Regions from separate parts of the Homo sapiens genome. Here all the other regions are linked to region 1. A link is a contact called in ENCODE Hi-C data. All regions are on one chromosome and are shown on one strand. Each heading gives the region's core, a stretch centred on a gene start or an enhancer-like site at or near the end of the contact. The rest is flanking DNA. Distances are from core to core; before and after follow the strand shown. Region 1 holds the start of MAPRE2 (microtubule associated protein RP/EB family member 2). Region 2 holds the start of B4GALT6 (beta-1,4-galactosyltransferase 6). Region 3 overlaps B4GALT6 (beta-1,4-galactosyltransferase 6).

Evidence for each region. Hi-C counts contacts between places; a loop is a spot of excess contacts on that map. Pooled maps may share reads with other maps.
Region 2: a loop to region 1 is called in a map with no recorded cell type, with 5 times the contacts of the local background. The contact joins the promoter of B4GALT6 here to the promoter of MAPRE2 in region 1. A Hi-C loop is called at or near these places in 2 of 37 single-sample maps with no recorded cell type and 2 of 50 pooled maps.
Region 3: a map with no recorded cell type shows a loop between it and region 1 (6-fold over the local background). The contact joins the enhancer-like site here to the promoter of MAPRE2 in region 1. A Hi-C loop is called at or near these places in 4 of 37 single-sample maps with no recorded cell type and 6 of 50 pooled maps.

The regions. Positions count from the first base shown.
Region 1 is chr18:35,039,985-35,042,767 of GRCh38, reverse strand. It overlaps MAPRE2 (microtubule associated protein RP/EB family member 2), which reads right to left and starts at 1,355. Exons shown (of 7, transcript NM_014268.4): 1 at 1,107-1,355. The coding sequence starts at 1,228. RefSeq lists an enhancer at 1,246-1,395.
Region 2 is chr18:31,683,273-31,685,972 of GRCh38, reverse strand. It overlaps B4GALT6 (beta-1,4-galactosyltransferase 6), which reads left to right and starts at 1,392. Exons shown (of 9, transcript NM_004775.5): 1 at 1,392-1,661. The coding sequence starts at 1,547. RefSeq lists a silencer at 256-1,295.
Region 3 is chr18:31,657,608-31,660,307 of GRCh38, reverse strand. It overlaps B4GALT6 (beta-1,4-galactosyltransferase 6), which reads left to right. Exons shown (of 9, transcript NM_004775.5): 3 at 2,219-2,332. Among named protein-coding and RNA genes, the nearest start is that of B4GALT6, 26 kb to the left of the region's middle. RefSeq lists enhancers at 775-934, 1,435-1,564. Within about 2 kb of position 1,252, at least 8 of the 41 ENCODE cell types and tissues checked have a DNase peak (open chromatin) inside an H3K27ac peak, as active enhancers do.

The DNA.
Region 1 (2,783 bases), core at 106-2,605:
TTCCTGTTGCTCATCAGCTGAGAGGATGCGCTTTAGAGGTATGTGTGCTCTGCCTCAAAGCAAAAGCATTGTTAGCGTTTATCAAGGTAACATTTAAAAATAACTACCCCAGTACAAAAGAACTTCAGAGGAAATATGACCGAAGCTATCAGTCTCCCTTCAAGTCTGGCCTTGAGCTGCATAAGACTCTAGCTGCATTCTCCATTACATTGTTATCCTTATCAAACAATGCAAACAATTTTAATGAGCTTATCTACTGGAACATATTGCCAGATATGTTAATGTAAAAATGATGCCAACCGTACAGGCCAACTCATTAATCAAAAGGCTCACAATACAATGACCAAGATCAGTCCCATCCTCAAAACAGACCTCAGCAAAAGACCAGGAATCACCTTCCTACTGTAAATAAGAAGGAAAGGCTCCCCCACCCAAGCGGTGGCCATAAACTCCTTAGAAAATGCATAACAGCGCCCAGTTTTTTTCAAGTCCTTTGCAGTCCAGTCTCTTTCTAATAAACCTAGGGTTCTATGGAGAAAATTTTGGTGAATGTCTGACACTATCACCTCTGCTGTCAATCCCTGCACCAATCAGCGAGCAGAATTCTTACAAAGCTCCATCAATCTGGCGGTTTAACATCACAGACTGCAGCTTAATCTAGAGGATTCCATCTTTCCTGCACACTCTCCAGGTTAAGCGCAAACGTTTTTCTCCCCACCCTCCCGTTTTCTGCCTTTTGGCACTGCTACCTAATGGCTCCTTTAAAATCTAAAAGGGAAGGAGGAAAGGAAGTGCTACTGCCTGTCTCCCTTTGGACAGCGGGGGAAAACAGCATGCATTTTTATCAGTGTGGAAGGAAAGAGATGGAGGGAGACCCCTCGAAGGCAGCAAACCTATTCACAAAATGCTTTCCATCTGCAGTCGCGGAGCCTCAATGCAAACCCAACATGACACATGGAAACAGATACCAAATAATCACAACCGCCTTCACAAATGCATGCCTGCAGCAGGGGTCGCAGGCAGTGTCTGCTCCATTATATAACGGGCTGGATTTCCGCGCGCCCTCACGGCGGTCCCCGGCGCTGCTCTCGTGCCAGCCCCATTACCTGTAGGAACGCTCCCCGCGCACTGTGTGCTTCCGGAAAGGAATGATGGTCCCGTTATTATCCTGGATGATGTCGTTGTTGTTCTCGCCATTTGGGGACAGGGTTTGGGTCGGCCCAGGCATTGGCGCACTCCCGAGAAGGGGAACAAACCGCTGTGGGCTGGCTGGTGAGGAAGGTGGCTGCGTCTTCCCGCTCGCTCGCCTGCTCCGCACGGACCGTGCCTGCCGCCTGCTCGCTCACTGCCTTCTCCCAGCTCTCGCTCGCGCCCCGCCCTCCTGCGGCCCCGCCCTCTGGCAGCTGACGTCAGAGCGCCGGCAGCAGCACCCTGGTCACGTGGCCAGCCTGTTGCCATGGCAACCCGCTAACTCATCACCTCGCCTCAATTCGCACAGGGTCGCGGCGTGACCACGCCAGCAGCTCCAGGCAGGCACCGGGGCAGGCCTACATCTGGCATGTAAAACCCCAGGCCACCCTGCAGCCCCCCTCGCAGACTCGCCTTGTCTGAAAACCAGCTCTTCCTCTAACCATTTCCTTTCCGACCCGTGCTGCCACTGCAGCTGTGTACACAAAAGAACGATTCATGCAAAGGGGTGTGGGAGACCCTTTAACTCCTTCAATACCAAGTTTTTATGCCATGACAATTAAACTTGGTCAGGTTTCAGAAAAACCTAAAAAGGACCTGGTGGCCAGCTTGTAGAAAAGGTATCAGACTAAGGTTAAAATTTCTGCCTTTCTCCCTTTCTCCAAATAGCAGCAACCATCTCCCCAAAAACAAGCCAAAAAGCTAAAAACCTACAAGGAAGCTGTATTTCCTTCTAATCAATGTAGCCTTTAATAATGTGAGGATTAAAGATGGCAAATTAAGAGATCATCTGTACAAAGGAATCCCCAAAGAGGGTTTTTCTTTTAAAAAAAGATAACCACCATTTTACCAGTTACCCAAAACCCTCCAATTCAAATTCTTTATGCTGCCTCCTGATACAGATCATTAATTCATTGACATTTATTCTATTTCCATTTGAATTACAAAAGTGATCACCTCACTTAGTATTTGAAAGTGCTTAACATTCAAGCTGTTCTATATCCTTGCAATACCGCTTTCAAATATATTGGCTATGTGACAGATACTATTATTATTCCCATTTTAAAGATGAGTAAACTAGTAAGATTAAGTAAACTGCTTAAGGTCACACAGCTAGGAGTGGTGAACTGGAGCTTCCAAGTGACATGGTTTTATCAATGTGACTGGACAGTAATGATCTGTAATGTGAGCTCAATAAATATTATAAATCAAGGTAAGAATCAAGTACTTCCAAGATGACTGTTGTGAAAAGATAACTGTGAACAGAATTGCTAGCACTGTGCAGTCTACGGATTAGATTATAAACTGAAAAGACCCTGCATATGTTCAGTACTGTCCTCCAGAGAGGAGAGATTTTTTTTTTATTATTATTTTTTAGAGGCAGAGTCTCGCTCTGTCACCCAGGCTGGAGTGCAGTGGCGCAATCTCAGCTCACTGCAACCTCCGCCTCCTGGGTTCTAGTAATTCTCCTGCCTCAGCCTCCTGAGTAGGTGGGATAACAGGCGCACGCCGCCACACCCAGCTAATTTTTGTATTTTAGTAGAGACAGGGTTTCACCGAGTTGCTCAGGCTGGTCTTGAACTCCTGAGCTCAGG
Region 2 (2,700 bases), core at 143-2,642, 3.4 Mb after region 1:
CCTTTGCAGCGCCGCCTGAATACAGCGAGGATGACCCAGGGTTCACCTTCAGCGTTGAAGGCAAGTCCTGGTATAAGGGACGCACATAGGTCCGCGCCACATCCTGACACTGTTTCCACAGGAAGTGCGGGATAGGAGGGGGGATTCATTAATCCAGGTCGGAAATACACCTTGTTCCTCGAGGATTTTGGAAGGAAATTCCACCCGCGAAGTCCCCTTTTGGAGATGCCCTTTTCCTTTCAGGTACAGCATCCTTCATTATGTACCCCCAGGGTACAATGTATCCGGGGCTCGCAACGCGTCCCTCAACCCCCAGCAGCGCGGTCACCGCGGGGTCCCCGGGCGGGCGGGGGCGGCGGTGACGCAGGAGGCGGTGGGGCCCCGGTGCGGCGGGCGCGGGGAGGGGGCTGCTGGGCGCGGGCCTATCAGGACGCGCGGTGTTTCGGGCGCGGGGAGGGCGGGGACCTCCAGGTTTCCTCGGGGCCCGGCGCAGCGCCGCCTGCCGAGTTCCGAGCGAGCGCGCGAAGCGCGCAGGGGTCTCGAGACGTTCCCGCCGGTCCCGGTTTTCCTCCGCGGCTCCCCCGCCCCTTCACGTCCGCCTCTTTCTCCAACCAGACGCGGCTCCGACGGCGCTCGGCCTCTGCTCTTCCGGCTCCCCGGCTCTGCCCGCAGCGCGCGTCGCCCGGTTGCTCTTCGCCTGGTGTCCGCGGGCCCGGCGGGGGCGCCTCACCCCGGGCGCGCGGCGGTAATGCCGCTGCCGCCCTTGCGGCCAGGCAGGCAGCTGGCGGCGGCCGGAGTCGGAGCGCGTTCGTCGCTGGCCGGGACGCCGCCCTGGCCTGTGCTCAGCTCCCGCGGCGGCCGCGGGGCGCCGGGGCCCGGCGCGGCATGAGGAGGCGGCTCGGTGCAGGCGAGCGCCCAGCTCCTCGGCCCCGAGGGCCCCCGCGGGCCCCCGCGCGTGGCGCGCGCTGGTTGCGGCCCCGGCGCCCACGCTAGCCCCGCGCAGGCAGGAGACGCCGCGGCCCGGAGTAGGAGGCGGCGCAGGGCCTGCCGAGCGGACGCGGGCGGCCCGGACCTTAAGCACGGGGCTTCGCGGCGGGACCCCGCCGGGCGCGGGCAGCGGAGCCGGGCGTGCTGCAGTTAGCTGCCCCTCTCCGCAGGGGCGCCGCGGCGCGCAGCCTGCGCCTCCTCCCACCTGCAGCCCCTCCTCCCGCCGCTGCTTGGCGGAGAAAACGCTCCTCCTCGCCCTTCCCCGGCTTTCTTCCGTCCTGCCGTCCCCGGGCCCCTAGCCCCCAGTCCCCTCTCCCCCCTCCACCTCTTGTCCCTCGGCCTCCGCGCCTCCCCTCCCCCGACTCTCTGGCCTCCCATTCATTCCGTCCGCTCCCTCCCATTTCCTCTTTTCCGCTCGGGCCCTCTCCCCAGAGCCTCCCCGCGCGGACCCCGCTGCAGTCTCGGGGTTCTCAGCACATTTATGGAAGTTTAGGGCCTGGACAGTGGCCCCGAGTCCGGCCTGAGAGCGCAGCCTGGGCTGCTGGCAGGGAAGAGGAAGATGTCTGTGCTCAGGCGGATGATGCGGGTTTCCAATCGCTCTCTCCTCGCCTTCATCTTCTTCTTCTCCCTCTCTTCGTCCTGTCTGTACTTCATCTATGTGGCCCCAGGCATCGGTAAGCACCGAGACACACCCTCGCTTCCCCTGGTCACACCACAGCCAGCGCAGGCTGTTATCCGATGTTACTTCTGGGATTTGGAAGCTGTTCAAACAGGGGCCCGCAGAAAAGCGTTTTGTTTTAAATGTTATTTCAGACGTGTCAAACTGCTTCAGGGCATGGCTTTGGTATGTGAGTTTTGTTAATGCATGCATTTTGTTAATGCATGTTTGTTAATAACGTAAAAGATTGCATTAAATAGACGTAGCAAAATTAGTGTGATGGCCCGGGATGCCCTAGTCGCTTTCTTGAGTGTTCATGACAGCTTTATCCATTTAATGTTAAGTCTTTAAGCCTAAACTGAGTGCTTAATCGTAGTTTTATTCAAACACTCTCGGGTATAATAACTGGTTGTAAAAATATGGAGGAGCCAGCAGCAGGGAATGTGATTGAGTCCAACAATGTGTGTTTTCTAGGGTCCTAGGTCGCTTTTTTAGAATGGGGTCAGTGGACCCCATTCTTTTTGTGCCATACTTGGGGAATTTTAAGGCGATGAGTTGTCTTGTAAAAACAATGCTCCATTATTTTAGTCTGCTTGGGTGTTATTTTCAAGGGTACGTTGCCTTTGCTACCTGTTAGGATGACTTCTGAGAAAATAGTGATTAAAATAACCGTTATCTAAGGGAACTTGTAGTTTAAAATGTTAACCGGTTTATCATTTTTTGGCCTTTGGTGCAAAATACACTTTTGTAAAACTGCTTGAATTAACTTCTTTATTAAATATCCGAATTCCTCGTCCCCCATTTGTTGAAAAGGAGCCAATGCGGCGTTAATTCTAGTGAATGAGAATTATGAACTTCACATGCATATTAAAATATGTCATATTTCCAAAACTTTTCTGAGTTTTTCCTGGCTATTACGTATTTAATGTTCAATTACTTAGTAACAGTGAGCATCTCCTCTCATTTCTCCTTACACACTGTGGTCGTTTGAGCCAGTGCTCTTTGTTCCGAGTTAGCTAAAAATGTAATGCCCCTTACAGAGTGAAAACACCTGC
Region 3 (2,700 bases), core at 3-2,502, 3.4 Mb after region 1:
ACAAAAAGAAAAAAACAAGAATTTTGGTATATATGTAGATATATATATTTAAAGAATCAGGCCAGGCATGGTGGCTCACGCCTGTAATCCCAGCACTTTGGGAGGTTGAGGTGGGAGGATTGCTTGAGCCGAGGAGTTGGAGACCAGCCTGGCAAGACCCTGTCTCTACAAAAAATACAAAATTAGCTGGGTGTGGTGGTGCATGATTGTAGTTCCAGCTATTAATAGTTGGGAGGCTGAGCTAGGAGGATCACTTGAGCCCAGGAAGTCAATGCTGCAGTGAGCTATTATCATGCCACTGCACTCCAGCCTATGTGACACAGCAAGATCCTGTCTCAAAAAAAAAAAAAAAAAAAAAGGAAAAGAATCAGAACTTTATTGGACTTCCTTACACTTGCTTTTGCTTGGTATCTTTAAATCTTTTAGACATATGGGGAATACATTGAGCATGGGCTACCAGTGTAGTGTCTGTGGTCTTGGGGTGTCACTGGGCATACAAAACAATTAATGTTCACTGAATTTCTCCTCCCCTTGTTATTTGGAAGATTTTCCTTGTCAGACACTTTCCAGCACTCGCCCAGGGAGAGTGGGGAGGATTGTCTCATTGGGGCTTTCCCACTTCCTGGTAGGATAGGCCTTAGCAGTTGTACCATCATTGATCTCTACTATGTTGGGGTTTTCTGGGAATGCATTTACCTTAACACCTTACTGATGCCCTGTGAAATTTGTAACTGGGGTTTCCAAGCACTTCTTTGGAATTGGACCTTCTCTTGTGGCTTCTGTTTCCTCCTTGATACCCAGCCTGGAACCTTTGCCCGTCCCAACACCCTCTGCTTAGCAGCCGTGGCAGGGCCTCTTTCATTCAGCAGTCTTGCAGGTGGCGTGAGTCTCTGCCCTGAAGTACTGTCCTGACTCCTAGGCAGCATCCCCACCAACTCCATTGTGACAATGACTGAATATTGATGTTAGGTAAAGGTGTGCAATGGAGGTGCTTAGTTTTCTTTGGCTCCTCTCACATACTTCCTATCTAATTCGCAGGATTCTCTCATTTCCCTATGGTCAGAGGGTTTAGCTTCTACATTGTCTCTCATTGGAGCAGATTACTCAACATTCAAAGAATATCTTCACATTTTCCTAAAGTGTCTGCTAGAGTTTCACTTTCTGTAGTACATTGTTTGTGATCCAGGAGACAGACGGTAGTTTAATGAGCTGTTTCCGTCTCTCATTTCACTCATTGCATGTTGATGTCATTCTCTTAGGCCAGCTTCCCTACATAGCAGGAAACCTGTGTGTCATGGTTTCTAGATTTGCGTCTCAGAACTTTGCTCCAGAAAGGGACTGAAATGTGATCTCTCTGGTTCCACATTCAAAAATCCTGAGCCTGTGACTGTCTCGTGGGTCAGGTGCTCATCTCTAATCGCTCATAGCTACAGTTATTAGCTATTTCTATGGGCCAGGGATTGTTCTCAGCACCTTACACATTTTGTCTTATTGAAGTTTAAAAATGACAGTATGAAGTAGGCATAGATGGCAAGCTACATCGTGTCCTGCCCTGTATCACACAGCTACAGTGTGTTGGAGCAAGGATTTGAACTCAGGCATTTGACTTTGGTGCCCTGTATGCAGTTTAATTTGCTGACTCTAAAGATAATGGACCTAATGTAATAATAGCTCCAGGGCTCCCCCGGGGCTGCAGCCCACAGGCTGGGAATGACTAACTTAAAGGTTTAGAATGAGCTGTATTACAAAAGTAAGTTGAGTGGGTAAATCTCAGTTTCTACAGTGTGAGGTGGTAAGAAAACATTACTCCCACCCCTCTGCTCTGTGGATGCTAGTAGCAGCACGCAGCGGTTTGGAACACCCCTGGCTGTGCCATAGTGGAGGGGATTCCCTGGTGTACTTTCACACTCCCTGTAGATCGGGCTCAGCCAGGGGAGGGACGGGAGCAGGTGTTCTCACATGGTTGCAAGTGGGACTGCCATGTCTGTGTGCAAGGATAAGGGTGTGCTGCTCTCTAGATGTCTCTTGGGAAATCATGCTGAGAGGTCTGTTCCCCGCAGCAGTTTGCTGTTCTCTAGTTCCTTAAAGATAATTGATTTTAAGTACTTCTGTAGATTGTATATTGTAGTTTTCTCCCAGTGATAGTGACGTATTTCATTCCAGGGAGAAAGCAAAAGGCCTTTTTTTTTTTTTTGTAACTCTTTTCTCTCTTTCCAAGATTATCCCGAAGGCAATAATTCAAGTGATTATCTTGTTCAAACAACAACGTATCTCCCGGAAAACTTCACATACTCACCATACCTCCCCTGTCCAGAAAAGCTGCCTTATATGCGTAAGTCGTCATCTAATTTTGACTTAACTGTTTACTTGTGTTACAATACAGTCATAAAAACCACATGATTTGAGTGCAGCAGGAGCAGGTCATGTGCACCTGGGTGCAAATGTTTATATTATGCAGCATGTTATTTGAACTTTTATTTATTTATTTATTTTTTGGCAAAGCGCATTTTGAAGGGGGATGATTGAAAAGCTGAAGAAAAATACAAAGGGGGAAAATGACAAATACCCATATTGTTCCCAACCAGTTTTAAAAACTAATACTTCGGCTTACCTATGTCCAAGTTCTTTTAAAACAGTGCTTAAGAGAGCAATTAATGTGTAGTCTCCTTTTGAATATGTTATAATGTTCCTGATTAAGCC